Linked DNA regions of Mus musculus: region 2 is linked to region 1. The links are chromatin loops, found by intact Hi-C in ENCODE. Cell type or tissue: left cerebral cortex. All regions are shown on one strand. Each heading gives the region's core, and the rest is flanking DNA. Links, peaks and the distances in the headings are about the cores only. Region 1 overlaps Gabbr2 (gamma-aminobutyric acid (GABA) B receptor, 2). Region 2 holds the start of Gabbr2 (gamma-aminobutyric acid (GABA) B receptor, 2).

Region 1 (15,338 bases), core at 4,354-12,353:
CATCTCTCCTGAAGTCCTGTCTGATCCTAAGTGAGCTGGGCCACCTTAGGAGGTAGTGAGCAGCTCGTTACTAGAGGTATGCAAAGGAAGGTTGGGGGAACCCTAGTGAAATCTCCTCAGAGGCACAGAGTTACCTTTTAGACCATTCCCTTCAGCATATATAGCACCTTTGTATGCTCTCTGCTAGTCAGGGAATGAGAGAGATGCTTCATGTTCTAGCCCAGGACATCCCTGGTGACGGAGGTGACAGCCCTGGCAGGCCCAGCAGAATGAGCCCCAGTGTGCAGTGGGAAGGGAGGCACACACTCTGTGGCCTCTGGTTACCCTGCGATCCCCACTTCCACCCAGCGTGGCAGCAGCCACCGCAGAGATTTTTGGAACAGTCTTTGCAGCAGCGCACTTTTGGGGCTCCCACTGCGATGCCTCATGAAACGACAACAGGAAAAGCAAACGCCTGCATTGTTCTCGTCCGTGTTACCATGGGGCGCGTGCGTCTCTCGGCCTTGTCATCTTTTGTCTTCTCATGTTCTTACCTGAATGCTCAGAACAACCCTCTAGCAGGTGATGCCAACATTTCTCCAAAGACAAGCGAACATGCGGTGGTCCTGGCTCGGCAGCTCCGGTTCAGCACACCGGCCCGCCAGCACACAGGAATTGCAGGCTGCTTTTAGTCACACACAAACCATCAACTTGAAGCAGAGCAGGGCCCAGGAGAAGGGACCCACTAGACTCAACAAGGCAGCACCCCTCCGTTCTCCTTGGTGAGCAGAGATGCCCAGAGTCCCAGGGAGGAGCATGAAGTGCAGGAAGGGGCTCAGGTGGCAGCTGTGTGACCTTGGCTAAATTCCTCTGGCTGTGGGTTCACTGCTTTCCTGTTCTGAGTAGGACAGAGGCTAATGGAATACCCAGGATGAGTGGCAAAGCCACAAACTGAGACTCGTAAGATGCAGTGTACACACGATGGGAGTAGAGTGGCCAGGCTGTGTCCCGGTCCCCTGGCACAGTGTCCTGACTGATAGCCTTTTCACACCCCAGTTCTGTCGCTTCTCTGTTCACGCTACACTGGGCTGGAACTTGACAGCCAGAGCCGTCTGTGAGTAGCCACTGAGTGGGAAGGTGGTGAGACTGTGTGGCAGGGCCCTGGCTGAGCTGTGTACCCCCATTGCCTCAAGGTCAAAGGCTGGGCAGGAGAGAGACTGGCCTTGCCAACTGTGAGGCTAGAAAGCCAGGACATACTACTAGGGACCCAGATGTCACCTAAAGTCAGAGGCAATTGTCCCCTCAGAGACCTTGTGACCTAAGAGGGTTAGCAGAAGCAGGAGGTGACTATGGAAAAGAGGAGTGGTGTGAATACTCTTGACCCAGGGAGGTGGTGTGAATACTCTTGGCCCAGGGAGTGCCACTATTAAAAGGTGTGGCCCTGTTGGAGTGGGTGTGGCCTTGTTGGAGGAAATGTGTCACTGTGGGGGTAAGCAGTAAGACACTCCTCCTAGCCACGTGGGAAACAGTCTTCTCCTAGCAGCCTTCAGATCTAGAGGTAGAACTCTCAGCTCCTCCAGTGCCATGCCTGCCTGGATGCTGCTATGCTCCCACCTTGATGATAATGGACTGAACCTCTGAACCTGTAAGCCAGCCCCAATTAAATGTTGTCCTTTATAAGTGTTGTCTTAATCATGGTGCCTCTTCACAGCAATGAAACCCCTAAGACAGGGACTACCCTTGGCTGGCTTAGGATGGGTTCCCATTCTCCCCTGTGTCATAAGCATGGAGAATAAAGTATTTCACAGTGCAATGCCAGAGGTTACAGAGGCCACTCTGGCTGCAGGTACATGGACAATGCCATGCAGACAGCACCGTCCTGGGACAATTGGGACTTTCTCCTGACATACCACACCGCTGGGCACCCCATGTTACGGCAACGATTTGGGGGAATCTAGTGTCCCTGGTGCTAGTACCAGCTCTGTCCTTTGCCGTGCGTCTGTGACCTGGAGCTTGTCACTCAGCCTCTCTGAGCCTCACAGTGTCCCCTAGCATGGGGGTTGTACTGGAGCCAGGACCAGGATGCTGGACTAATGAAGCGAGCTAGTCATGGAACAAACTTGGTACAGAATCTTTCCAACAGCGAAGTAGTCAGTCAGTGCGAGGACTGGCAGGAGGGAGGGCAAGAAGTGGGGGGACAAGAGAGAGCATGATGAGGCAGCTCCTAAAGCAGAGACAGGCGGGCATTCACCTCTGCAGGGAAGAAGGGCCTGGGGCCTGCATGCATGCCACAGCACCCAGAGGATGGAGGAAGAGCTCCACCCTGGGTGAGCTGAGCCAGAGGATGAGGGTGGATAGAACAACGGGGACTGTCAGAGAGGCAGACATAGCATTCAGACCTTTCCTTCTGTTTGGAATCCATTGGTATGGATGGAGGAGCAGGGAGGTGAAGGATAGTGAGAACCAACACGTGCTAGAGGCCTCAGGAGCCCAGGCCAAGGAGGAGTTGCCAGGACCAGACCTCCACCCAGCCTTGTGTGTCGGCAGCCCCATGTAGTTGGTTGGTGAGGGTCTAGGTAGGTAAGGAGGAACAGAAAGACTAGGGAGACACAAGAGTCCAGGTCTCACTTAGTGGACAGTGACTATGGCCACTCTTGGACTAGCAAATCCAGGAGCAGTGGCAGGCTGAAGGGAGATGGCAGTAAGCTCACACTGGCAAGTGCTGGGCTAGCGGGGTGCCCATAGGCTGGGGTGGAATGGGATGTCAGTGGAGTGGAGATCCCTGAGAGGGGCCGAGAAGGGGGAAGGGCAAGGTGAGCAGAGACTGAAGGTGGTAATCAAAAGCTCCCTGCACTGGACCTCTTGGAGTTGCCCAGGGGCCACTAGGAATGGTTCATAGCCTGGAGGACATCAGGGCTAGTGCTCATAGAACTGGGTGTGGAGTGTCAGGAGGCAAAAATCGCACTGGCTCTGCCCCTGGAGCTCAGAGAGGGAAGAGGAGGTCAGAGAAACCGGAAAGGAGGAATTTTAGGCCCGTACTGGCTTTGCCTGTGAGTGGGCCAGTGCCGTGATGAGGTCACATTCTGTCAGTGCTGAGGACAAGACAAATGATGGCGGCTTGTCTCTCCACCTGGGCTTTAATGGTGTCCGTCACCTCAGCTCGTGCTGTGCTGTGTCAGGGTCTGAGGAACCCATATTTCTCCTCACCTCTGCTGTCTGTCTCTGTCTCACAGAAGGCAAGTGCTTCTGAGAGTAGACTCCCACCCTGAGGATCCCTGAATGCCCCATGCTGCTGACCATGCTGCTGACCGGGAGGCCAGACTGCAGCAGTGGGGCAGGTGTCTGCTGCCTGCTGGGAGCTGCCATCTTGGAACCCCCCCAATGTTGTCATTTATAGGGCTTTGGAGGAAAGGGACTTGCTCTCCCCAGGTCGTCAGGGACACTCTCCATTCAGTACTGTCACTTTCTGGGTGACCATGTGGATAATTACATTTTCCATGTCAGCAGAGACCCCCTAGAAAGGTTTGCCTGCAACCCCAAGGCCAAGGCCTAGGAATCCCAAGTCTACTAGATGTCTACCCTTCTCCCTGTTGGCTCCTGGGCCAGTTTCTGCTCACAGTCCCAGCATCCCTAACATCCCTTGGCACTCCTTGGATATAGGTAGAATTTCTTGAACGCATGTCCACAGAAGGTGGTGTTCCTGAAGGGACTTCCCTCTGGCTTCCTGAGCAAGGCACTGTCCCCATCACTCTGTACCTCAGGTTCCTGCCTGTTTCCTGTCTGTACTTCTAGCTCTGCTCTCCCCAGACTCTGCCACTTTGCTTAGAAAACTTAGAGGTAACAGCTTCTGAGAACCGGGGAGACTGCTCAGTTGGCAAAGGACCTGCTTTGTAATCGTGAGAACATGAATACAATCCCTAGAACCCATGTTTAAAAAAAAAAAAAAAAGCAGAGCATGTCATGCCTGTAGTCCCAGGGCTGGAGAAACAGAAACAAGCAGAGCCCTGGAGTTTGTCAAGTTCCAAGCCAAATGTGAGACCCTTTGTCAGACACCTAGCTTGAGAGCTCCTGAGGAGCAAGGACTAATATTTCCCTCAGTCTCCACATCTCCACGTACATATGCAGACATGTGCGTGCACACACACACACACACACACACACACACACGCGCACACATATGCACACATGCATACACGTGCACACATGTACACATGCACACGCGCACACACATACACATGTGCACACACAAATACATACGTGTGTGCACACACACACACAGGCATGAATGCACATACAGAGATGCAAAGGCTCCTCTGGGCATCCTCTTGACTCTGAGACATGAATAGAGACATCAGTTCCTATGAAGGCTGCACTTGAGAGGCAAGCAACACACATGGCTGCTGCCCTAAACCAAAGCTGCCCCATGCCTCAGCCCAAGGCCCCTTCGGTCCCATGCCACACCCCCTGCTTACCCATGCCTTGCTGCTTGCTGGACACAGCCCGGTGGTGTATCCTCTGCCTTTGCCTAGGCTGGACATAGGACGTAGGCCAGAGACATCCATCCAGCACACAGGACCAAGGCCAGAAGATTGTGCCAGTACTTGCCTTGAGTCCTTATCTGGGTCTCAGTTTCTCTGATAGGAAAAGAACTAAATTTGCAGAAGCTTATTGGTGTTTGCAGACTGAGTTGGAGGGGGTGTCAGTCATGAGATGACAGGACATCGTGATATTTAGTGCCTAGAGCACAGGGTGCTCTGCAAAGCACAGACATCCCCTCACTGTAAAGTGCTGCACTCCATACCCACAAAGGAAAAGTGACCAGAAGTACCCTCAAGAGCCCCTGGGGCTAACAGCACACTTCCCTGTCCGATCTGCGATTCTGGGGGGAAAGAAATGTGTACTCAAAACATTCAACAACGAATTCTTACCTGAAGTGATAGCTCTGGCCTTGCTGTGTCCAAGATGTGGGGCTGCTGGGATAAACAGCCCAGCCCCCCGAGGCTTCTGGAAGGTTTCTCCTGGCTCCAGAACTCTGAAACCCTCTGAAGTCAAAGATAATAATGGCTGACACCTCAGGAGGTTTCTCAGCTTCTGCAGGCAGTAAACGATTAGCTACCTCCCTTCATCCCTCTCTTCATCGCCTTGCTAGCCCTGGGAGCCTTCAGGTGAGAAAGTCGCAGCTCAGAGGGACTTCGAACTCTGTTCAAAGTCACCTAGCTGCCGAGAGATAGGCTCCATGCTCTCTCTCTACTGAAGGGGTCCTCCATCTTTCCCCCAAAAGGCAGCATTGATTCACCTGACCCCAAGGGGAAAAAGGTATCTCACAGACACCGAAATACATTCCCCAAAATGTATGTGTCCACCACCAACACACACACACACACTCATAGCATGAAGAAAACTTATCAATTTTCCAATGTGTTTTTTTTTATTGACTTTGGCATTTAGGATATGAGGCAAGAATGGAAACCAAAGGAAATTCTTCAAGGCAGCTGCAGACAGCTGGATGGAAGGGTCCTGGGGGCAAGCCACCCGCTGGAGCAACAAGATGGAGTGCCCAGGGGGACTAATGGTGCATGGCACATATCAGGCTCCCTCCCCTCACCATCTCCTTTCTCCCAAATCCTAACCCAGGCCTCCCCACCTAGCCCCTCTACCAGGACACACAGAAGTCTTGAGTGGCAAGTCCATTCCAGTGTCAGAGCTACATCACAGCTCCTCTGTGCCTAGTCTTTATTCTCCCTGTCACAGGTGTGCAGGTGACAAAGGGAGGCCTCGTTTGTTATTGTTGTCTCTAAGATTTTATTGTTTCATTACACGTATGTGCATCAATGTGCTGCAAGTTTCTTTCCTCCCATACTCACAGATCAGACAGGGAACTGTACTGTCAGCCCCAGGGGCTCTTGAGGGTACTTCTGGTGCAAGTGCCAGCAGAGGCCAGAAGAGGGCGCCCAATTCCTGTAAACTAGAATCTTGGACGGTTGAGAGCTGCCATGTGGGTGCTAGGAATCGAACTCCGGTCCTCCTCCTCCAGAGCCATGTCAGGTCATCCCTCTCCCTCATCCCTGGTGTTGGGACCTTCTCTGGGAGTGCTCGCTACCTCTGCTACTCATAGCAATGATGTGTGACTTGTCCAACATTAGTGTATTGACTAGGACTCATGTCTCAAGGATGCTGGCATCAGAGTGGTCTTGGACATCCAGCGTCTTAGTGTCTAGTGTCTAGACATAGCAGGCACCTGGGAAATACAGAAAGGACTTTGAAGGAATAAATAGTGGACAAGGATAACTGTCCTCCAGTGACCTGGCTCACATTCACTACACATAAACTGACCAGCAAGGGGGAGGGAGGCGCTGGGAGAGAGCAAGCATGAGGGCATGAATTTCTTCTCCAGCACCCAGGTAAGAAGCCAGGCCTGGGCATCATATGCCGGTAATCTCAGAGCTGGAGAGGTGGGGACAGACGGATTCCTGAGGCTCTCTGGCCAACCCGCTTAGCCTAATTGACAAGTCCCAGATGCCGGTGAAAAACGAAAGACCCTGTCTCAGGAAAACAAAGTGGATGGGTCCCAAGGAATAACACCTACACACACACACACACACACACACACACACACACACACACACACACCAATAAGGGGCTCACTTTGTAGCTGTGGTGCTGAAGCCTAGCAAAGGGCTTACGCAACTTCTCCCAGTAAGACTGTACCAAGATTGAGTCTTTGTCTTTTCAGGCCTGCGTTGGTAGACCCAGGTCCCCACCTGCTGCCCATATTTGCTGCCTAACCATGCAGGCTGTGTCCAGAGGCCACTGACCTACATTGTCAGGAGCTGCATCCTGCAGAGGGATCCTGGCCAGCTGCTCTCCTTCCCATGCACAGATGCAGTAGGCTTTCCCGGGCAGCTTGTGCAAACCTCCCGCTGAGCAGTGCTGGACCAGGAGCCAACATGTCTACCCTCTGGCCATCCCAAGCAGGTGTCCACCTCTCTGCTGGGCACAGGGCCCTATCAGGCAGGCAAGCATTTCCTTGGCTTGCGTTCAGCCTGCAGCATCAAAAGCTCAGCCTTCGCAGAGTCCCAGGGCTTCTCAGGGGCTCGAATAAACCCTCAGCAGTGAAGCTATTCCCGCTATTCCCTTCTGGAGCGCAAACCGACTCCTACCTACTGTCTCCTTAGAATTCAGGGTGATGCTTAGGAGAAGCAGGCAGTGTGGGGTTTGGGTTGGAAGGGCAAGCGGTGAGGATGGGAGAAATGCCAGACAGGTCTGGGTTTAATCTCACCCCTCTGACTTAATAGTGGCGAGCAGGCTAGTTACTTAGATGAGTTAACCGTTCCGTGCCTCTGCATCTTCATTTGTAAAGTGAGCATAAGGTCTCAGTGCATTCTGACATTGGCGACAGCGGCGTTCATACCCTAGCAACCAGCAGGAGGTGAGGCTCATGCTTGCCTTATCCTCGCTGTGGTTATCCATTGCTTATCCCTTGCCTACCCATTACCATTACATGGGAGGAGGCTCATGCATCGCCCTGGGAGGCCACCTCTCATGGGAGCCTCCTGGCCCTGGGTGGGAGACCTGTGAGAACAGAACCCTCTTCTGCCCTGCTTAGAGTGACGTCCCTATGCCCTCAGAAGGACCTGGGAAATGAGGATGATTTGTAGTAGTCATGGATGGATGGTTGGATGGATGGATGAATGAATGAATGGATGGACAAAAGGTGAGAAAAGAAAAGAAGAAACTAAGGAGAATCGAGCAGACCGCAAGTCTTTACAACCCGTCATCCAGAGCAAGAACAGCTCTGTTGAGCCAGAGGAAATACAGTCCTGGGAACATAGGGAGACCTGAAGCCAGGCACCGGCTGTGTGGACAGCCCACCGCAAGGGAGCCCAGGGTAGTGTCCCCTCGCCGCCTCCCCCAGCACCCCTTCATAGCTGCCCTGGAAGCTGAGGATTGGGTCTATCGCAATGCTTGGATACCTGGCCTTAGTGGCCTCTGTCAGGGACAGTAAGTGGGTCCTTTTCTTAGTCAATGACAGCTTCGCCTTTGCAGCTTCACTGGACAGGTGAGTCTGTTCCCAGCAGCGGGTATGGAAGGGTCACCCACAGCATGCCGCACAGTGCTTTGGTGACCTCTAGTGGCGCTTTGATGTATGACAGTGATAACTGAAAAGCACTTAGGTGGCGCCTCTTCCACAGGCGTGACTTCACAGTCTACTGTGAACCCAAGTCCCATAAAGGATCTGGGTGACTCTACAGTGACTTACTTAGCTCGCACTGAGACTCAGTACCAGTGTCCCTTTACTATAGTCAAAGACTTCCCATCATCCCCCAGCCCAACCTGGGCCGCTGTGACCCGTAGCATGGAGTTGGGGCCACAAGTGAGAGATGTAAAAAGCCAAGTTGGAAGAGTTATTACCAAGTAAGCACCTGTAATGTGGGGAGGTCAGGAAAAATCAGGCCCCTGGCCCTGTCTCTGCCACCCTGCCCTGCGGCGGTCCAGGCTGGGGTCAGGCTGGGAGGGAACAGATGGCTGGATGTGAGAGCTGGGATTTAAAGAAAGCATGGGAAAGGATACAGATGTGAAAGAGGCTGGGGCGAAAGACGGCTGGGCTGGAATGCAGACAGTAGAGGCAGAGCACAGCAGACCCATGAGCATCTGATGGGACAAGGACCACATGACTTCGCAGAGGAAGGCAGATATTTGGAGAGTCAAAGGCATGTAGAGCAGGGGACAGCAGTCCACTCCACACACTGAGAGTGTCAGGCTCAACCCTGGATCCGGGGACACTCGCAGCTGCACCAGGGTCAGGTGGAAGAAAGTGCAGGTAGTGTCCTTCATGGACTGCCCCTCGAGACTCAGAGAGACAGCTCAGAGTTATTCTGGGCAGCCCAAGAGGAAAGATGAAATCCGCAAGATAAGTAAAGTCCAGGGAGAAGGTTTGGTTCAGTAAAAATGAACATGCAGCCGTCTCCCCAAGTGTCAAAGGGAGGGCTTCCTGTCACAGTATGTAGAGCCAGGCAGGCACTGCCAGCCTGCACCAATCATGTTCTCCATACACTGAACAGTGGCATGCGACAGGACACCCACCCCCTCCGCAGCTGAACCCACCTCACATGGCTACCTCTATCTCTAGAACAACAGACACAATCATTAATACATCTGCAGCTCACATGACCGTGGGGGGAGGGGGGGGCTCTGCTCCTGCATTCTGATGTCTGTGAGGTTGTCGGACACGGAATCTGACACCAAGTCACGGCTGACCTTGGGACCAAGTCCATTCTGTCTCCTTAATTAAACTCTGGGAGGATGTCAGGAAACCCCATTAACCACGATGAGTGCATCCCAGCCAGTTAGGGTGTCGTGAAGGGTCATCTCCGGCATTCTGGAGGTCACCTCAGGAACCTCCTGTCCCTTCTAACACTGTCCGTATTCACATATGAACTCAAGGAAGCTAAGCTAATGTCTTTCTGTGGCTTGGCACAGCTAAAGGGGCATAGAGCCCGAGAGCACGCAGCTGAACAATGGGAAGATTAGAAGGCCTGAGCCCACAGACCCCAACAGACTCAGCCTCTCTGGCTTCCATACTGGAACACCATCTTTTCTCACCCATGGGAACCCAGGAAGTGCCTGCCTCCACGGCCAGGCCTAGAGACCAGCCAGAGGCAGGAGGGTTTCGAGGCTCTTCTGTCTGGAGCCTGCCTTCCGTGGGCCCCATCAAAGGGCCCCCTCTGCCAACGATTGACCCTGGGTATGACCACCCCTTGCTGTCAGGCACCCCCAGAAGAGCACAGCATCCTGAACACTTTTCTTTGACGACATGCTTGCTCTCAGAGATTCCACTGGCCTGGCAAACATGATTTGCTAAGAAACCATCCATTTTAATTAGCAAATGTGTTGTCGGTATCTATCTGTGAATGGATTCTGACACTGTATTGCGAGACCAGGCAAGTAAGTAAATATGGTGACTCTGTTGGAAATCAGAGATCTCCGGTGCAAAAAGAGGCGAAATTAGGGAATGGGAGAGGCAGGCAAGATCTCTGAGGTATGGCTTCATCTGTAAAATAGACGAACAGATACAGAGCAGATGATAGAGGGGAGGGATAAATAGGTATTAGGTGACCAATGATAGAGAGACAGCTAACAAGTATACACAGATGATAGATTGATGGCTAATAAAGGGTTCATAGATGATAGATGAATGATACATAGATGATAGATGAATAATTGATAAGAGGTAAACAGACAAATAATTGATAGATGCTTAGATAATAAAGATAGATGATAAATAGATGCTAGCTAGGTGACAAATGGATAATAAATATTTAAGAGATAAAGACTGATAGATGGTAGGTATACATACATACATACATACATACATACATACATACATACATAGGGCTAAAACCAATGATACCCTAGGACAGTGAGTCCACAAACTTTTCAAATGTTCATTTCCAAGCACCATTATCCATTGAAAAGAAAAATAACCAAATTCCAATGCTGGGCCAAGAAAAATGCCAGGGGAGCTGAGACCATTCTGTGCCAAGAAGCAAGTGTTCAAAAAATAAAATGACAGGAACATGTGGGAGAAAACGTCAGGGGCAACAGGAAGGCATTTTCCACTGGCCAAGTCTGTGAAACTTGAGTCAAAATGCATAATGACAGCAATGGGTTGTAGGACACTGGGTTTAGAAGAACCCATGAGACCATAAATAACAGGGAAGCAAGAATGTGCTGTTTTGCAGCAGAATAGGATGTGTCCAAATAGGGTGACAGTTAACAAATCCTGGGTTTGCAGTTCCCAGAGTCACTAGGCCTGAGCTAATGTTTGCAGGAAACAGCGTCCTGGCAGGGCCTCACAGTGGACCCCAAGGATGACTCCCTAGTCACAGAGGGGAAATGGCACCTTTCAAGTGGTCTGACCACCACAGCCATGTGAGCCCAGTGAGCATCACCAGTCATTGGACAAAGCGCTGTCTTATGTCCTGAGGTATAGCACAGGGGACCTGAGGACATCTTAGGCAGGATTCCTGCCCAGCATGCATAACCCTGAAGTCAGCTGTGCCAACGGTCAGCCAATCCACACGGGACACTCTGCACGTTAACTGCGCTGAATTCCTCAGGAATGCTGAGAGAAAGACCAAAGTGGGTTAGGATGCTGTTTGAGACTAAAGCAAGCCAGAAAGACAAAAAAATTAAAAAATAAATAAAAGAGCAGAGCATGGTTCTGAGGTGAGTCCTGCTTTTGGAAAAAAAAAACAAAAAAAAAACAAAAAAAAAAACAAAAAAAAACCACAAAGTGCCTTACAGGACACTTCACAGTTATGTGAAGATGTGTGATAGAAAAGAGATAGTGTCACTGTTCCAGTTGGTAAGGGGTAGGGAATTAGGTGTCTGTAGTTTGTCTTCAAGTGGTTGGAAGAGATTAGTGTCCAGGATCACTTGATTTAGTCCCTTGCATATCCTTGGAAAGAATATTAGCAAACCTCACAGATCTCTGACCTACCTTCGGATTGGCTGCCTGGAGTCAGGTACCCGCCTCTTGTTCAATCATCTTTGGCCCAGACTGTGTCATGTGATATAGAACATGGCTGCCACCCCAGCTTCCTCAATGATTTTCTTCCTAGAAGGGCTTGTGGTGGCCCCTATGTATGTCTGGGCCAACATATTCTGTAACTCCAACTGCCAAAGCTCACTCCAAAGACTCCTCAAGACCTCCCTGCCCAACTTACAACCGTTGTCTCTCTTGCTCCTTCAAGAAGCCTCATAGGCCCCTTCTATAGGGTGACTTATTACTGGAATTGTCTTACTATAATACTTTTATTAATTATTTGAGAATTTCTTGCAATGTATTTTGATCATATTCCATACATAGACATACTTCACCCTAACTCCTCCCAGATCTACCACTAACCTCCTACTCTCCCCTACTTTTGTACCCCTCCCCATTTTAATAACCAAAAAATGCAGTTTGTGCTGCCTATACATTCCTAGATGATAGGAGTCAGCCACTAGAGCACAGCCCACCTACCAGGGACCACACCCTTAAAGAGAACCAACTCTCCCTCTCCAGAAGCCATCAGTGGTCCCTAGCAACTCAGTGAAAACACTGAACACTTCAGGAATTTCCCAGGCTAATCTCATCTGTTTCGTTCCAGTTCTAATCTCTGTGCTGCTGATGCCAACAATTATTAAAAATCAGAGCCGGGGGCTGACAAGATGGCTCAGTGGTTAAGAGCACCGACTACTCTTCCAAAGGTCCCGAGTTCAAATCCCAGCAACCACGGTGGCTCACAACCATCCGTAATGAAATCGGATGCCCTCTTCTGGAGTGTCTGAAGACAGTTACAGTGTACTTACATACAATAAATAAATAAATCTTTAAAAAAAAAAAAAAGAATCAGAGCCTGGACCCTAACAGCCCCATGAGCCGGATCTGGCCATTTATTCTTAATAAGACAATTAAACAAACACTAATTAAAAAAAAAAAAGTAGAAGCCAAGCAGCAGTAGCTTGTAAGCCTTTAGTCCCGGCACCTGGGAGGCAGAGGCAGGCGGATTTCTGAGTTTGAAGCCAGCACGTTCTACAGAGCAAGTTCCAGGACAGCCAGAGCTACACAGAGAAACCCTGTCTCAAAAAAAAAAAAAAAACAAAGTAGAAGAGAAACATTATTCAACTTGGGCACACTGGGAGAGGGACACAGAGATTCAGTGAGTCCCTCCCAAGCCATCCTTGGGTCCTCACATGAAGTTTTGGTTTAGAGGGCCAGAGGAAGGCATAGCAAAGCACTTTTGATCAAGGTGTGGTCCAGACCATCCTCAGCCCATCATGGTGTGGGCTCCAGTCTCTTCTGCAAGGTGATCTGACAAGCTGTCGGTACCATGAGTGATCTCTTTCTAGGAGACAAGCTCTGCAGCTGGCTGGTGTCAGACTTCAGTGAGATTCCTGGGGGAAATTCCAATTCTTTGGGGTGCTTTGTGACCAAGAGGAAGGAGGAGCATGCACATCTTCAAAATAATCTATATTTCTATCAGAAGGGTTTAAGGTCTTATCAGATCCTTGGGGCACAGTACTAATGCACTCTTTCCCACAGCCCCTCTATTCCAAGTTGGACCACCATGAAGAAGCCACAGGACCCAGGGTGGAGGCTTGAGTTACAGCCATCAAGCATATAACACAGTTGGTGCTAAGCTGTCACCTTTGTCCCACCATGGGATTGCAAAGGTCTCCTGATGTATCACTGGTTGTGGAGTATGTGAGAAAAGGAGGCCTTTGGCTTGGAACTCTGCTGCTGGAAGGTGGCCAATCTATCCCTGGGGTTTTTGTTTTCTCTCTATGCAGCCGGACCCAGCAGGACGGGACATCTCCATCCGCCCACTGCTGGAACACTGCGAAAACACCCACATGACCATCTGGCTCGGCATTGTCTACGCCTACAAGGGGCTCCTCATGGTAGGTACCAAGCAGGAGGCAGAGTTGGGGGGTGCTTCTTTGCCAGGCCTGTCTCTCCTAGGGGCCTTCACAACATGAAAAGAAGCAAAGCAAATAAACAGAGCATGCCCCATGTGACTAAGCCTTTAGTCTGTGTTGGGCTTGGTCTCAGGCCCCACCACAGCCCAAGGAGATGAGCATAAATGATATCCCAGTTCCCCTCCTGATGCATGGCTGTGTTTCTTCTGCAGGCTCTAAGGGAGAGCCCTTCCCAGACCCCTCCAGTGAAGGTGTCTCCAGGCAGTCCTTGTCTCAAAAATTGTCTAAGTCCTTTCTTCTCTCCAAATCCTTGGAATTGGGTTTGGGGACCAATTAGATGATCTGACAAAATTCCATTCACAGATCCCTAATTATATCTCCAAAGACTCTCTACCCCAGCCCCAACCCCATGCCCCACTACCAGCATGGCCACATTCACCCCTTCCGGAGATCTGGATGTGAATATACCCAGGACAGCCACTACAGATTGCAGATAGGTTGTGTTGCCGGAAATTTCTTCCTTGTCTCAACCCAGTGCTCAGGAGTCCTCAATCCACTCCTTGAAGGTCAAAGAACATAGGACTCTGCTTCCTCTTGACACTCCAGAGATCTGCGGTTATCCCCAGGTCCTCAGACATGCCCGCACTGCATGCCTCTCCTGCTGATTTGGTACATCCCAGTCAGAGATAGAGTCTCAGGCTCCCATCTAGCCCTGTCACTCACCACCATAAGCCCCAGGCAGGTCCCTGCATCTGGTCCATTCTCTATATCCTCCCCTGAGAGGTGACACAGCCTCTGGGGACTCAAGGAGCATGCGTGAAGGCTCCCAACAGACAATGGCTACCTTCCTGTGTGTCAGCTTCCACGGCTGCTATTTCCTAGTAAAGGGATTTTTAAAAGAGTCTGTCGGGCTGGAGAGATGGCTCAGAGGCTAAGAGTATGAAGGTCATGAGTTCAAATCCCAGCAACCACATGGTGGCTTACAACCATTTGTAATGAGATCTGATGTCCTCTTCTGGTGTGTCTGAAGACAGTTACAGTGTACTTATCATATGTATATATATATATATATATATATATATATATATATATATATATATACACACACACACATATGAATCCGTCAGCAGGGTGTTGAAACATAAACCTGCAAGGGTAACTGAGGTACCACCTGTGAGGAACTCCCTGTGCCCCAGCAACCTGGACTCAGCTACCCATCTTCCATAAACCAATTAGAACAGCCAAATCAATATGAAAAGCAGAAAAGGGGACGCTTCAATGTGGCCACATTGGGAAGAGGGGCAAAGAAATCCAGTGACGCCCCCCCCTACGTCCATCTCTGATATTTCAGACATTACACACGCTCAAAGAGTCCTGGTCAAGGTATGGTCCTGCCCACCCTCAGCCTGTCATTGCCTCTCCTGTGAGCTGTTCGATAAGTTATAGATCTCTATTCAATATCTATATTCCTCTTTGGCTGGCCCGGGGACTTCTCTCCTTTCCACATGAGATTCCTAGAGGAGTTCCTCGTCAATAGTCTGACAGTCAAAGTGATGCTCCCCAGCATCTCTTTAGAATACCTCCTCCCTTGCCTGGATGGTTAAACCAGCACCCAGGAGACTGAGGCAGTAGGACAGAGAGTTCAAGACCAGCCTGGGCTATGGAACAAAAGCCAGTCTCAAAATAAATAAGTAAATCAATAAATCAGGCTATAAAGGACACACTTGAGAGAAAAGGATGGAGATAGGAAGAGGAAACCAGCATCGCGCATGAGGTACCATCTATCAGAGAAGTTCACTCTGGGACTCTGACATCTGTCCCCCCACGCAACCTCATCCGAACAGAGCAAGTATTACCCCATCTCCAGACACTGCAAATGAGGCCTGAGAAGT
Region 2 (15,338 bases), core at 2,923-10,922, 300 kb before region 1:
TAGCTACTGTTCCTGAAGTGCCACCATGAACAAAACTAAGAGTAACGTAGAAGTCAGTGTCAGATTCAGAAGCCAGCAGGAAGAGAGCTATAGGACAGATGACCTCGGTGGAGCCCTAGGGGAAGATGAAGGTCTTGTCAATCAAGTAGCATTGTGGGAGCCTCTGCAGGCACAGGTCTTGCCGCCCTTGGTGGCATTGATATTCTTGATTTCTTGCCTACTAAGTGTTTAGAGCTGTGTTCAGTACAATAGATGCTACATTGTACTTGATAAGGCAATCTGATAGAAACAGCAGCTAACAAGCTGGGGGCTCAGCAGTAACAACTGCTGTTAACTGTTTAATCCTCAGGATAACCCCATAGAGGAGGAGCCATTCTCATCCTTGCTTCAAAGAGTGGGAACCGAAACTCATGAGGTAGGAACCGAAGCTCACAAGGTTAAGTAGTTGATCTGGAGTCGCAGCACCACGGTTGGAAAGATGGGAACCCAGGAGTGTCTGACTTCAAAGTTCCTCTGGGCCCTAAAGAGAAGGAGGGACTCCGATGTGGGGCAGGTGGTTGGACCAAAGGCTTTCTATGCATCTTTCTCACCTGATGCTTGGTAGCAAAAGTGTACCTTCTGTTTGTCCTTGGTTCCTTCTGAGAGAGGTTTTGCGCTCCTGCCAGTCTGTGCCCTCTGGAAACCATCTGACTAAGAATTACTTCTCACCCTCAGCATATGTTGGGAACTCAGTCCCCAATGCTGGATCTGATGAGAGCTCCAGCCACAAGGGCACTACTCTCCTGAAGTGTTGGTGTCATTGTGGTGGGGTCACTATCACCATAGGGGCTTCTTGGGGAGGCCAGGAGACCCAGACCCATCCTTCATTCTGTAGAATCTCCGGCCAGCCTCTCTTCCTACTTTCCACTGCGGACTTTCGGCAGTGTGCTGGGCACGTGCACATGAGGTTGTGAGTCCACATGTGTGTTGGATGGTTGGTGTCCATAAGTCATCAGGGGTTGGAGGCTGGGGGATGATGTCAGGTGTCTTCCACTCTCTCACCAGCTCGGGAGCTCACTGATTTGATTAAATCATCTGGCGAACCAGCTCCTAGGATTATCCTGCTAGAACTAAGATGTTTACCACCTTGTCTAGCTTTTATTTTATTTTCATATGTATGGGAGTTTTGGACACCGCATGTCTACAGGAGTCGCTGGAAGCCAGAACAGGACATTGGATCCCCTGGAAACAGAGGTATGGACATGCTACCATATAGGTGCTGGGAATCCAACCCTGGTCCTCAGGAATACCAACTAGTGCTCTTAACTGCTGTCATCTCCCTAGACCCCCATGCTTAGCTCTTAATGTAGGTTCTGGGATTCAAACTTTGGTCCTCACACTTGTTGGGTTTTTTGTTTGTTTGTTTGTTTTGTTTTGTTTTGTTTTGTTTTTCTGGTTTTTTGAGACAGGGTTTCTCTGTATAGCGCTAGCTGTCCTGGAACTTTGTAGACCAGGCTGGCCTTGAACTCAGAAATCCGCCTGTCTCTGCCTCCCAAGTGCTGGGAGGTCCTCACATTTGCACAGCAAGCATTTTACCAACTGAGCCACCTCCCCAGCCCTTCGGTGGTGTTCTAAACCTCTTTCTAATATTCCTGGTCAGACACAGATGGGAACCCTCACAGGCAGGTGAGTGAAAGAGACAAATGCAGGACCGGGGATGGAGAGGTGGTCTGTGCCTATTACTGTCTCTGCCCTCGGGACACCACCAAGTCAAGACATTTGCAGATGAAGATGCCAACAGCCATTTCCCAGGCAGCCATGAAGTCTCGGATGATGCATACCAAGGTGTCTGGCACAGAGCAGGTGGGTGGTTAATGTAAGTGGCAGCTATTATTATTACTCGAAGATGTCACTAGACCACATTTGATGCCTGAAACCCAATTTTTCAGTTTAAAAAACATGCCTTGGGGAAAAAGGAACAGGCTCCTTCGAGTCATTCAGGGAATCTCTTTCAGAGCCATCATTCACAACCTCTCCATTAAACAAAGAAGAAGAAGAGGAAGAAATGTAAAACAATGTGCTTTATAAAAACAGCCGAACTGCTTGATCGAAAGAAATATCCCCGTGTAAACACGAATCCGTGGAAGAGGTTTGTCTGCAAGGGTGGCTTGTCGGTACTTCTTAAAGAGAAAGAGCGGGAGGTGGGTTGGTGAGATGGCTCTGTGGCTGGCTCTGTGGCTGGCTCTGTGGCTGGCTCTGTGGCTGGCTCTGTGGCTTGGCTCCAAGCCTGATGACCTGAGTTCAATTCCTCAGGATCTGTAAAGAGGAAGAAGAGAACTGATGCCTGCAAGTTGTCCTCTGACTTCCACACGTGTGCCGTAGCACACACTATGCATGTGTGTGCATGCTCACACATGTACATAACTTAAAAAGTGTTTAGAAAGAGTGAAAGGAGTCCTTGAGGCTGTTTGGGAGAGAGAGTAGAGACAGGCATGGACAATGGGATGGAAGGGAAGTGTGTGAGAAATTTAGACCCGGGTTGTAGAAGGATACGTCTGTTAGGGAAGAGCCGGGCATTCCTAACTCTCCAAGGTGGCAGAGGATTCCCAGCCTAATAGAGCCAAACAGTAGACAGTGGGGTGGTTACCGTCCTGGGTCAGAATCTTGCTCATAGGGAAGGATGCTGTGCTCCCTGGTAGGTCATGGACCACAGAGTTCACAAGTCCCCACAAAGCCAGTGAGGGCTATCTCGGAATGGCCAAGCTGGGATTTGGAGACACATTGCTATTTGTAGGAGAGCATGAGGATGAAAGGATGATGGAGAAAGCAGGGCGTGGGAAGGCCACGAGACTTTAGCATCGCAGCCCCTGCTAACCCTGACTCCCCCTGGATCAGGAGAGGTACCCGGGGGCTCTGTTGGCTTTCTCATAAGGAGAGGACTACATCAAGTGTCTCACAGTCCTGGAACTTGGCCAGTGCTTTTTATTCCCATTAGTAATAAGAACAACGGCTGCTCCAGCCATGGCCACCTCCCCTGCTTCTACCCTGACTCTTGCCATGAACTGAGCATAATGGCTGGTGTGCCTGCCTCTGCCCTTTCCTGGGCCTAATGGATCTTTATTCAGCTGCCAGAGTAGCCTGGTCCAGTGGCTCAGACCGTGGCAGTGTGCTGTGGCTCTCCATTCCGCCAGTGCAGCCAATGTCCTCCCAGCACCGGGGCCCTGGATGATCACTCTGGTTTTGATCTTGGCTCATACTGCTCTTTCCCTCATTCACTCATTTCCCTCAGCCACCCTGGCCCCTGACTGTCCTCAAGCCTACCGTTCTCCCTCCTGCTCCTTGTCCTGGGCCCTTTCCTCTCATGGGACACTGTCTTTCTGTCTTAGCTCCCTTAAGCCTCTGCTAAGGAGTCACTGTAGTGAGCACTTCCCAGACTCCCTGTTTTGCATCTTAGCCTGACCTCACCTGTCTCAGTTCTCTTTCCTGATGTATTGACCTCCAATGGGTTTTCCCTCACATCGGAACCCTGAAATGCAGTTCTTCCTAAATACTGTCTCTTTTCTCAACCAGAACAGCAACTCAACAGGGACAATGGCTGGAGTTGCTTTCTTCAGTTCCTTACCTTCCTGGCAAACATGGAGGAGAGTCTCCTAAGTAGAATATAGCTAAGTGGAATGGCTAGTAGCTGAAAGCAGCCCAGCTCCACCTATACAAGAGCAGGGATTCCTGGCTAGTGATTGAGGCAGGCAGGGACTCAGAACTAGGAAAAACACCAAGGTTCCAGTTACCCACAGTGGAACTCAAGATCAGGGCAGAAACTGGGAGCCAGAATGCCCAGACAAGCAAAGTGAGGCATGAGGTCAGAGTCTGGCCTGGAGCCAAGCTGGTGGGCAGGGAGATGGGTCTCCTCCTGTCAGTGAGACATCTTCTAGAATGTCTGGGGTGACTATTACCTCTAGACTATTTTTTTGGCTGGAAGATGGGGGTGCTTGGATGAGCTGTGCTCTTGTACAAAACCTTCAGCCGAGAGGGGAGGAATTATAGCCGCCTAGAAAGTGGCTATGCGGGCAGGCGCCCTGGCTGATTTGGCCTCAGGGTCTCTGGAGCTGTCCAAGGTACTGCCGTCCTCAATTCAGCCTGGGCTCTATCTTCCAGGTTTCCTCCGGGTTTCCTGCCCAGCTCCAAATATGCAGACTCCATTTAGATGACCCATTACAAACTGTGTGGAGGAACGGGATCTAGAGCTACTGAGAGCACCGTGGCCTCCATGTCCTCCTTTTGGAAGGGCTTTCCAATATCAGGGGTGCATAAGAGTCCTTTGTGGCTGTGCATTCTGCTTCCCCTGTATTAGCTGTATATTATCGATCAGTGTATTCTTCTGTAAAACGGGAATGATAGACCCACTGTACTAAGCGTATACGGCTGTTTTGAGGATACATCAGATATGTCAGGTAGCAAGCAGTTAGTGAAGGTTAAATTCCCACCCTTGTTACAAGGTCGTGCTTTTGGTCCACAATGCTTGGATGGGCTGTTTTATAATGTAATGTAATGTATCCTTGTACTAGTCAGGCTTTGGGATGTTGTAGGTTAGTGCTCACAAGTGCCATGATTCACAGGGAGGCACAGAGGGGTTACTCAGGTTCATCTTGTCCAGGACTACTTTGCCTGGGGTTATCCAGTGTGTTTATACCACCTGGGAGACAGAATGAGCCAAGTCCAGGCTGTGCTTCTTGGGACTGAAGACAGGGTTCCCACCCAGGGGAGAATTTTAAGGCGGGGCCCTCTGGGACTGGGGACACCGGGAGGTCAAACGCCTGGAGGAGGCGGTAGTACTCATAGGTCTCCTATCCCAGCCCTGACCTGGGCTTGGCAAAGGACTCCAGACTGGATCAAGGGTCCCAGGTTCCCTGGTAGCTGGCACAGGAGAGCGCAGGCTGCTGGTGCCCCTAGGACACCTTTGTAGAACGTTCGTTTCCTCGACTCGCCCGCCCAGACCTGGGAGAAGCAGTACCCAACCACCTTGCAGGTGCTACAGGAAGCGCAAGGCGAGGCGCCCGCGTCCCCCGCGCATAGCAGCTTCGATTCCCCCGAACGTGGGGCTCTGGAGCTCAGTCCCCGGCGGCGGGGTCAGCCGGCCGCAGCAGCCGGCGCGGCGCAGCGCCCGGGGCGCGAGTGTGCGTGTGCCGGGAGCACGGCCCTCCCCGCGGCAGCCGCAGCGCCGGCGCCTCCCCCTCCCCCGGCGCGCACGGCCCGTCCCTGTCCCCGGAGGCGGCCCGAGCCGCCGCTCAGCAGCCTTGCCTTCGCCTCCCGAGCCTCCTGCCGCCCTCCCTCCCCTGGCCGGGCTCCAGGGTCCGACGTCCCGCGGCTCCGAGCAGGAAAGAGCTGCGATCGCGCACGGAGGCGGGAGGAGGCGGCCGGGTGCGGGGCGGCCGCGCTGGAGAGAGGCGCGCGGAGACTCGGCCCCCTCGGCGCTCGCTCGCTCGCTCGCTCGTTGGCTCCCCGCCTCCCGCACTCCGCTGGCTCCCACCCCTTCCCGGCGTGATTGATCCGTCACGGGCGCCGCCGCCGCCGCCGCGGCCGTTCTGAGCGAGCAGAAGCCGGAGCCGAGCCGGGGCCCGTGCCGGCGCCATTGCGCGGGAGCCGCGGGCAGAGCTCGGCGCCGGGCGGCGGGCCGGGCCAGGCCATGCGGGCCGAGTGAGCTGGCGCCCGCAGCCCGCGGCGCGGCATGGCTTCCCCGCCGAGCTCCGGGCAGCCCCGGCCGCCGCCGCCACCGCCGCCGCCCGCGCGCCTGCTGCTGCCCCTGCTGCTGTCGTTGCTGCTGTCGTTGGCTCCCGGGGCCTGGGGCTGGGCGCGGGGCGCCCCCCGGCCGCCGCCCAGCAGCCCGCCGCTCTCCATCATGGGCCTCATGCCGCTCACCAAGGAGGTGGCCAAGGGCAGCATCGGGCGCGGCGTGCTCCCCGCCGTGGAGCTAGCCATCGAGCAGATCCGCAACGAGTCACTCCTGCGCCCCTACTTCCTGGACCTGCGACTCTACGACACCGAGGTAAGTGTCCAGTGACCCATGCCGTCGAGGCTGGGGGCGTCGAGGAGGGACAGAGCCGTGATTGTCTCCTCCTCGCTGGCTGACCGCGTACTGGGTCCATCAGGGTCTCACTGGGCTTGGCTGGAGCAGGTGGGACCCTGATCTGTGAGCACCTTCCACCTCTGTGTGGGTGTGGAATGGGGGTCTCCTTTGACCAGAGGAGGAGTTAGAGATGTGAGAGGTTGGACTCCCAGAGGCCTGCGCCGGTTGCCCCTGTCCGGTGCTGCTCCTAGGGTTGTCAGGTGCCAAGTAAGAGGAACACGCACACTGATTACAAACTGGGCCAGCCACAGCTGGACAGGCTATGGGGCCTATTCCCAGACCCTAAAAATTCCAAGCCGCCCTTTTAGGGCTAGAGGGCTCCAGGACCCTCGGGGGCCAAGCTTCGGGCAGGACCGATCCTGTGGTGCACTTCTGCAGCTCAGGGCTCGCGCGCGCCACGGTCAGCCTCGGAGCCCGGAGGGTTCTGCAGCGCTGCTGCCTGGATCTGTCCAGCGCTGGCAGTAGCTGGAGCAGTTTTGGGAGACTCCCCTTCCCCCTCTCCCCGCCTTGGGTTAGTTGCTCATAGAGTGGCTTGACAGGTCTAGCCCGGGACGTGTGGTGGTGTCCGATCGCGCTTCCACTTTTGTTCAGCAGCTGCTAACACCGCTGAGCAGGTGCACACTTGAGGCGTTCGTGTCGTGGGAGCCTAGACTTGGAGTGTGGCAGAGGGTTCCCCTCTGGCCTTCTTTTCTGAGCAGAGCTGGAGAACCAAGACCTTTCCATCCCAAACCCCGATCTCACGCCCTCATGTCTAGGTTTCCAAGGAGCCTCAGCTCAGACCCTGACTGCCCACTCTGAGGCTAGGACGAAGAGAGGGCCTGGAAGAGCGATCAGGAATAAGGACGGGTTTGCGAGTTTTTCCGGACCCAGGGAGCCCCTACTCTCCGGTCCGCAGCCTCGAGAGATAAGATTCGGCCTGAAGGGGGCAGTGATTTCCTTTACTGAGAGCTCTGTTGGCGCCTCTTGCATCTCTCCCAGCAAAGCCAGGGCGAGCTCTGGACCCTTGCTTCCCGGGCTCCCCCAGCGCACCTTTGCTGGAGCTCCCGGGCAGACTCCTCAAGAAAGGAGCATCCCCCTGGTGGTGTAACCTGGGCTTGGCTTCTTCCCCTGCCTGACCCCTTTTTTATACCCCCTCCCGGAAAAGAGCATAATGTAGATTGTATCTCATTCCCCGCCTCCCCCGCTTCACCAGTGAAGCAGCCTGCTGTTCTGCTCTGTAAATAAAAGGTGAAGGAATTGGTGGCAGTTGGTAACGGTGAGCTCAGGTTGCTGCAGGCAGAGAGGCTCCTCTGCCTCGGGAAGAGGCACACTGGGTGGCTGTACAGGGCTAACCGTGTGTGAAATCACTTTCGATTGACGTTCCTGACGACCTCCTTTTTTCTCCCTCCCCCCTCAGTGTTTCAAGTTCTTTAGGGGTACCTGTCTGGCACAAGCACATTGAGATGGGTATGCATTTATGCAGAGGCATATATCCTTGGCACACTTTCATGTGGCTTCCACCCATATTCTGGAAGGGACAGGGACAGGGACAGGCCGGTTCTTAGAAGACAAAAGCAATTGTAGACAGGGCTGCCCTGTATACATCTTCACTATGTCTTGTAAAACCTTTTCGAATGCTTCCTGAGAAGTTTCTCATTAGTCCATTTGTGGTAGCAGAGGGATGGGCGCTTGGTTGCAGGGTGTGGGCCAACGCTTTTACATTTTTTTTCTCAAGTGTGTCTTGGTGGCTTTCTGAGTGAGAGGACCCAAAGTCAAGAGGATGAGGCAGTCAGAGGAGCTTTGGTTGGTGGGAATATTTCAGGCACAGCACTGGGTTTCCCTCTAATGTCAACTGTACCTGATCTGGGGCTTAGGGTTGAACACTGCAGAAATAGGTTATCCCTCTGACCTCCTGACCCCGCCCACCCATGACCTTGAATTGGACACTTAATCTCTAATGCCTCTAAATGCAGGTGTTCAGATCTCAAGAGCAGAGTGGTTAGCCATCCTCTGTCGGATGGCGTCCAGGGGCTTACAGAGAGATGCCAGCAGGCTCCACTGCCAGCACTCTGTCTGGCACGCTGTAAGCACTCAATAAATAACTGCCTCCCTTCCTGCACTTCCATTTGGTGTGGATTCACCAGTGAGACACTATGGCTTTAGGTGGGATAAGTCAGTCACTGCTAAAATATTAAGAATGCTTCTTTCTCCTGCTTGGCCTTACAGTCTTTAAGAGAGTCAGGGAGGTTACTACCAGAAAAGAGAATTCTGGCTGACAGTCAATATATCACCTCGTGCATGAAGTATCACATTTGGGAGAGTGCCCAGGAACTATAATTACTCCCCCTCACCCCCCCCCCCCCACTAACCTGTCTTTAAAGTTTTCTCTGAGCTGGACTGAAGGGAAAATCAGTCTGGGAACTGGCAGCAGATGCAGGGCAATCTGAAAGGCATTTGCCACTTCTGAGTGAGTGAGTAGCCCCTGTTAGCGCAAGGCTGTGTTTGTGGACTCAGAGAGCTGCCTCCTCACCGTCTGCTGCTCCTGTCAGAAGACTTGAATGCAGGGTTGGTGTGATGGGCTAATCTTGCCTGGCTTTGTTGACATTGGCTGTCAGTCATAGCCTCATTGGCCAGTAACTAAAGGAAGGCAGGATGGACCTTGGTCCACACCGCCTGTAAAAAGGGTGAAAGATACAGCAAGGCATAGTTTATCTGCTCTCCCAGGCCAGCCTACCTCCTCATGTATTTATGTTGGTTGAGCCTCTTCTGTGATGAGACAGGCAGTAGAACTTCCTGGTTTCCTTTTTGCAATACTGGGGATCCAACCCAGAAGCCAAAGGTTTGGCCAATTATATCCCCAGATCTCTTCCTACATCTTTATTTTGAGATAGTCTCCATAAGCTGCCCAAGATGGTATTGAATTCACTCTGCAGCTCAGGCAGGCCTTGAGCCTGTACCAGCGTCTCTAGTAACAGGTATTCCAAGCTCAGCCCAGAACGTTCAAGGCCTCTGTCTGCCGATGGGGCATCACAACAGATCACGGGGTGGTCGGACTTCGGTTTCTTTGGTGGAGCATTGCATCACTTCAGCAAACACTTGTGTATGGATTCCAAGAGGACTTGTGTAATAAAAACACAAGCAAGGCACTGAAAGTGTAGACAAGAGGAAGAGCCAGAAGCTATGTGGAGGCTTTGAAGCTCCCACCATAAGAAAAAGCTGGGAGCAGCCTTTGGAGTGTCAGATTCTCTGCCCTGTGTTTGAAAGCAATCCAGATACCCAGGTGAACTTGGTGGACCATACTACCTACGAGTTCTTTGATGGCCACATTAGTAAAAGAAAATAATAATCAAGTAATATACTAAAAATCATGGCTGTGGGTCTGATCTGACTAGTGCTCATTTTAGAGAAATTGATAGATGTAGAAAAGCATACAGAAAATAATCGCCCATAATCTACCTTTGCAAAAGTAATTGATTGCATCAAATAATTAGGATTATTTCTTTCAGTTTAATATTTTCTTTTCTCCAGTTACCATTATATCATGGAATTTCCCCCACGTCTTTAAATCTATCTTGTTAATATGATTTTTGGCAGCTGTGTACTACTCTATTCCATGCACATATAAATAATTAATCATTTTCTTGCTGTTGGATTGCAGTTTTCTGACTTTTTCTACTATTTAAAACACACACACACACACACACACACACACACACACACACACACACACACACAATATTGTAATAGAAGAAAGAAAGGTTCAGGAAACCAAAGGCACATAACCCAAGCATGCACAATCTAGCTTTCAGGAGGATCACTCTGATGACGCAGGGATCCAGCTTAGAAATCCCAGCAGAAGCAAATGATTGATGATCATGGCTTTCTCTTGGGCAGCTTTGCCAGCTCCCTGCTCATCTATGTGCTGCGCTTTGTTTTATGTGTGTAACTGTGCACATGAAGAAATCGGAGGGCAACTTAAGAGAGTCATTTCACTCCTACCGTGTGCATCCTGGAGTCTGCGTTCCTGTCACTAGGCTTTATGACACGTGTCCCTTCCTTCCGCTATCTCACTGGTCCCTGCATTATGTTTTACAAGGGATTCAAATAGCTGCGAGCTGTGTCTGTGTTCCTCAGGAGGCTGAGCTCAGCTCTGCAGGTGTGTGCCAAGCACCTGCCGGAGATGCTGCACTGCAGGAAGGTGAGAACCACAGGTCTAGCCTGAGAGAAGTGACCGGCAAATGGAGGGCAGAGCAAGATAACCTTCATCATCTTCAGCTCAGGATAGGACATGAAAGTGGGGATGGCTATGCATTCTAGAAAAGAACTTCCTAAATAGTAAATATTATAGTATTCTATCAATGCGGCTGTTAATTAAAAAACAATAAAGAGAGATCTGATGGCACAGGCTATAACCCCAGCTATTCAGGATACTGAATTCATAAGTTCAAGGCATGCCTGGGTTACAGAGTGCATTTCAGACCAGCCTGGACAACTTAGTAAGATCTCAACTCAAAAATAAATGTTTACCCAGCATGTGCTAGGCTCTGGTTCCATTCCTCCTGCTGTGGGCAAACAGAAGCTGGACTGAGCTGATTTTAGTTAGGCTCACATTGAGTGGCTGTATCTCACTGACCAACCTTTAGGAACTCTGCCAGACTAAGGACTCTTGTAGAAACCCAAACCAATGGTTCATATCACTAAGCAAAACCTGGAGTGTGCTATGTTCAGGTATGTCTGTATCCAGAGCATAGGTACATCTTTAAAAGTGCCTTCCTCTCTGGATCTTGGCTCTGATCCCTTGCTAGTTCACAGTGAGGCATGCTGTCCTGAGTGATGGCAGATGGCCCCACACAACTGTGGCTTTGCACACTTGCAGAAAATCCAGCATGAATAATTCTGCCTTCCAAATGCTCCAGCAGAGGTGCTAGGATCATACTGGTATGAATTGAGTCATGACTTCACCCCCTACCCAATCATATGATACTGATATGCCAGGCCTGTGCCACATACCAGCCTGTCATGATTTCAAAAACCAAGAGATAGAGATAGATAGATAGATAGATAGATAGATAGATAGATAGATAGATAGATAGATAGATAGACAGATGCAAGGGAGGGAGGGATAAAGAGGGGGGAGGTCTCCTGTACCCAATCTTAGGAATACAGAGTGGAGAAGAAGTTGTACCTATTAGGAAACAAGAGACTGATAGGAGGGCGTGAATGTCATGAAGCATTGATGATGGTCTCCACAAAGGCAGGCTCATGGGAAACACCAGACTGACGGTAGTCTTGACAGTCTCGAAAGCAGAGAGAAAATGATCATGTCTGTACTTCCTTCCAGGGGAGAGTTTGGGTGGGGTGACTATAATACAGACATAGAGAGCTGAAGCCTAGGGGAAGTGAAGATGGGGCCCAGGGAAGAGTCTCACGATTAAAGAATGAAGGTATCCAGGTGTGAGATGTGGTACCTGCAGACAGCCTCGTGGGAAGAAAGGCAGCCTGGGACTGGGCGTGGCTGCCTTGAAGAAGGTTGGGCGTGAGAGCTAGGCTTTAGTGATCTAGTAGGAAAGTAGAGAGTGGCTTTGGGCAGGGTGAGATTGCGGGCCTGGAAACTGTTGTATCATAAACTCAAGAGAAAGGCTGGGGTCTCAAGGGATGGAGAGGCAGAGGCAGAGGCAGAGGCAGAGGCAGAGGCAGAGGCAGAGGCAGAGGCAGAGGCAGAGGCAGAGGCAGAGGCAGAGGCAGAGGCAGAGGCAGAGGCAGAGGCAGAGGCAGAGGCAGAGGCAGAGGCAGAGGCAGAGGCAGAGGCAGAGGCAGAGGGTCGGTGACCACCCTCTGCCCTTGCACCTCCAACTCTCACCTGATACCTGTTGAATGAGGTTAGGCTCAGGGTCAGGAGACTGTGGTCTGGATGCTACTTACCTGCTTGGAGACCTGGCAACAGTTGCATAAGGAAGCAGTGAGAGGGCAGCAGCCAAACCCAGGTCCAGGATGTAGCAAATGCTAGTATTTGGTTGTTAATATGCTGCCACTATTATTTTTATACCTTGTGAGTTCTATTATGCTGACCATATAGAGCTGCTAGGAGAAAGACCTAAGATACATATGGAAGCTTCAAACACGATGTAAACATGAAGCACTGTTTTCTGATACCATAGCTGAGAAGGGTGTTAGGCACTGAGGATACAGACTTTGAGGACTTCACTGAGCTCCTGTTCTCCCTCCCTGTGACAGGCATCCCTCACTAGGCTGTAGCTGCCTGCAGGCAGGGCAAGCCTGATTTTTGGGAGTTGGGGTGGGGCCTGGCAGAGCTGGGCGTATGGTGGGCCTGAGTGAATGGTTGCTGAGCTGAACTCTAACTGGATGTGTTGGTATCTTCTGGAACGATTTGCCTGGACCACTGCCCTGGGCCTTTATTTTCTCATGTCAAGCTGTAAGTGACTTTAGGAATCAAGATGACCTTTGCTGCCAAGCTGCTGCTGTCTCCTGCAATTCCCACCAGCACCAATTCCTGAGCTCCCATGCCCCAGATGGGGCAACGCCTTCACCATACTCATCCCCGGCCAATTCCTCAGTCTGGACAGGCACCCACAGACACACCTTGGTCCCCAAATTCCCTTAGAAAGGAGATGAGAGGAATTAGAAATTCTGTTTAGTGCACATTCCAATGTCGAACTAGAGTTTTATGGGATGACGTTGTCCTTTTTAAAAGGGGCTTCTTCGTGCATGTGGCCCTCCCTCTTAACAAGCACAGAGGAGACATTGTTCCACACACAGAGACCTGAGATCCCAGCAAGGAACTTAGAAGCTGGAAGTGCAAGATGAGCAATGAGAGCGGTGGTGCTGAACCAGTGGGTACTCACCAAGTCATAACTTCTGTTGGAATAGACATGGCAGTAACCAATGGAGTCCTGGAATCTCCGTAGCATACTCAACTCAAAGTCTTGTGTGTGTCAGAGGGCCTTCTTGTTGACTCTCATCCAAGAAGCAACCTAAGGGATATAGGCTGTTTCCAGGCTGTGTCGCATACTCTGGAATCTCCTATGTGAATCGGGTTTTAGTTGCCTTGGCTTGCAAGCAACATGTATGAGCTCTAGTCCTTTATCATTGACCGGAAATAGTTACTGCCCTCAGATTAAATGTAAAGGAATCTGAAGTATAGAGGAGCACGTAGCTTTCATGGGCATTTGCCACTTGGGGTCCTTCAGAAAGATGGTGCCAGGGGGAATCTATAGGTGTTGGAGATCTCAAGTTATCCCCGAGAGTGATGGAGAATGTTTTTTGGGGATGAGGGCACAATAGAGAAGGTACAGATGGTGAACCTGGCCAACGTACATGATGTGCTTGAACTGAGATGGCTTTAGAAACCTACCACTCTGTACAATGAACATATACTAATTTTCTTAAAGGGCTAGATAAGGAAGTGCACACACCATGGCACTGTCCTCACACGTAGGAAAGAGGAGACAGGGAAAGACAATTGAGGGGGTGGAGCTACAGAGTCAAGGGCCACTTTTCGAAGCCTCAAGCAGACCAGTGGGGAGCTTTGTCCTCTTCGGATTGGGGCTCCACGCTGGGCCTGAAGAGTAGCTCTAGAATCTTGAGTGTTGATGTTGGGTTTTGGAAAGGAGTTAAGGAACTCACCTAACTGGCTGTCACAGCAAGGCGAATTCCTGCCCTGGAGCCTTGATACCACACCTACTTGCTGAGGCAAACTTGCTCCCAGGATCTGGGTGAGGACCTGCAATACAGTCCTCAGTGAGAAGCCTGCTGTGCAACAGGGCTAAGCCAGTCACACACGGTGTGAGCCACCCACAAGCCAGACGAGGCTCCGGTGGAACACCTTCCTGACTTGGCCATTCCCAGCTCAACTGAGAGCAAAGCCTGACTTCTCACCTCATTGTGTTTTGGTTCTAGGAAGGTGAGAGCTCGAACAGGCAAAGCTGCCCAAGAAGCAGATGCCTTGCATCTGCTGCTCTGTTTTCTTCAGCTCTGTGGTTATATAACAACAGGCTAGGCTGGGAGGCTGCTGAAATGCCTTCCTCTCGGTACCTGGCTGTCTAGGGATGCACAGATGTACCAGCAGGAGGACACAATAGGAGGAGTCCTAGAGAGTGTTGGTGGGCTAGGACCCTCGGTGTACCATCGGTGGTTCGCCTTGGTGGCAAGTCCTCTACTAGCTGCTGCCTGCAGCTGGGACAGAGCCTCTTTGCCATCTTAGCACTAAAGGCTCCACATTGTCCCCAGTACCATCTCAGGCCCAGGGCTATGGAACAGGAGCTCCAAAAATATTCGTGAAACAAACAAATGGGTCTTCGAGCCTGATTCCAGCTCACTGGTTCTGTGAGGACTGAGTGCCATCCTAACAAGTTGGTGAGGAGCTTTGTGTGCCAAGCATTGGGGAAAGCTTCCTGAATGCTCCTTCTACACTCTACAGAGGTCATGGAAAGAGGAAAGGGCACGTGTTGGATGTTCCAACAGGGGAGGGTGTGTCAAGCTGATGCCATCCCTCCCCTTTTCTCTATAGAATATGTGTGTAGCATTCTGTAATGCACAGCCCAATCTAGGAGGGAAATCTACCTGGGTTTGAGAGAAGTTCTCTGGTCTCAGGTTTGTTTATTGGAGCAATATTTCAATGAAGACTCAGGAGCTGGGTTCTGATACCCTGTGCTCATTTTCAGACACCACACTGAGCCAATGGAGGTGGGGCCGGGCTCTGGTCCCAGGAGACACTGTAGGAATGAAACCAAGTCACCAGTCTGGGTGAGTCAGGTGGTCTTGTGCCAGGCCTGGGAACCTCCTGAATAGCAAGACGTCCTCCAGGCGCCGAGCTGCTGTGTGATCAGAAGTGATTTAGGAACTGAAGGAGTGGAATTAGAAAGCCATCTTCTCCCTGATGCTTGGGATGGGTCTGGACCCTGTTAGACAAGCAAATCTGATAGGACCATGTGCAGAGTTGATTGGCTATGAGATGATTTTTTTCAATCAGGAGATTCTTGCCCAAGTAAAAGGTGTGGCCATTGTGATGCCTTTTGGACAGACTGAGGGTTTCTTTTTTCCAATTTTTACTTTCCTGGTCTTTTTGAATGTGCTGTGCTATTATTGAAGGATGAAGTGTCACGGTTGTCCGGGAAATTAGTAGATCCAAGGTAGGAAGTAAATGGAGTGATCCATCTTCATAGGTGTCTAGGGGTGTCAGTTGCTGGCTAAAGCAGACCCCTTCTCCTGCCATTTAGCAAGCATCTCATTGCTCAGG

What was found. A loop is a pair of places that touch in the nucleus more often than their neighbours do. Peaks named below come from ENCODE experiments on the same cell type or tissue, not always from the same donor. Only the 100,000 strongest peaks of a DNase experiment are listed, where the experiment ranks them.
Region 2: a loop joins it to region 1, with 2.7 times the contacts of the local background. A loop is called at or near these places in 4 of 42 quality-filtered maps.

The regions. Positions count from the first base shown.
Region 1 is chr4:46,682,362-46,697,699 of GRCm38, reverse strand. It overlaps Gabbr2 (gamma-aminobutyric acid (GABA) B receptor, 2), which reads left to right. Exons shown (of 19, transcript NM_001081141.2): 14 at 13,318-13,428. Among named protein-coding and RNA genes, the nearest start is that of Tbc1d2, 40 kb to the right of the region's middle. In left cerebral cortex, for the core only: CTCF peaks have their summits at 5,890 (motif pointing right) and 8,108 (motif pointing left); DNase peaks (open chromatin) are centred at 6,964, 7,371 and 8,109; H3K27ac peaks cover 880 bases.
Region 2 is chr4:46,981,792-46,997,129 of GRCm38, reverse strand. It overlaps Gabbr2 (gamma-aminobutyric acid (GABA) B receptor, 2), which reads left to right and starts at 5,416. Exons shown (of 19, transcript NM_001081141.2): 1 at 5,416-6,022. The coding sequence starts at 5,705. In left cerebral cortex, for the core only: a CTCF peak has its summit at 7,027 (motif pointing right); DNase peaks (open chromatin) are centred at 6,649, 7,033, 7,992, 8,613 and 1 more place; H3K4me3 peaks cover 4,303 bases; H3K27ac peaks cover 3,622 bases.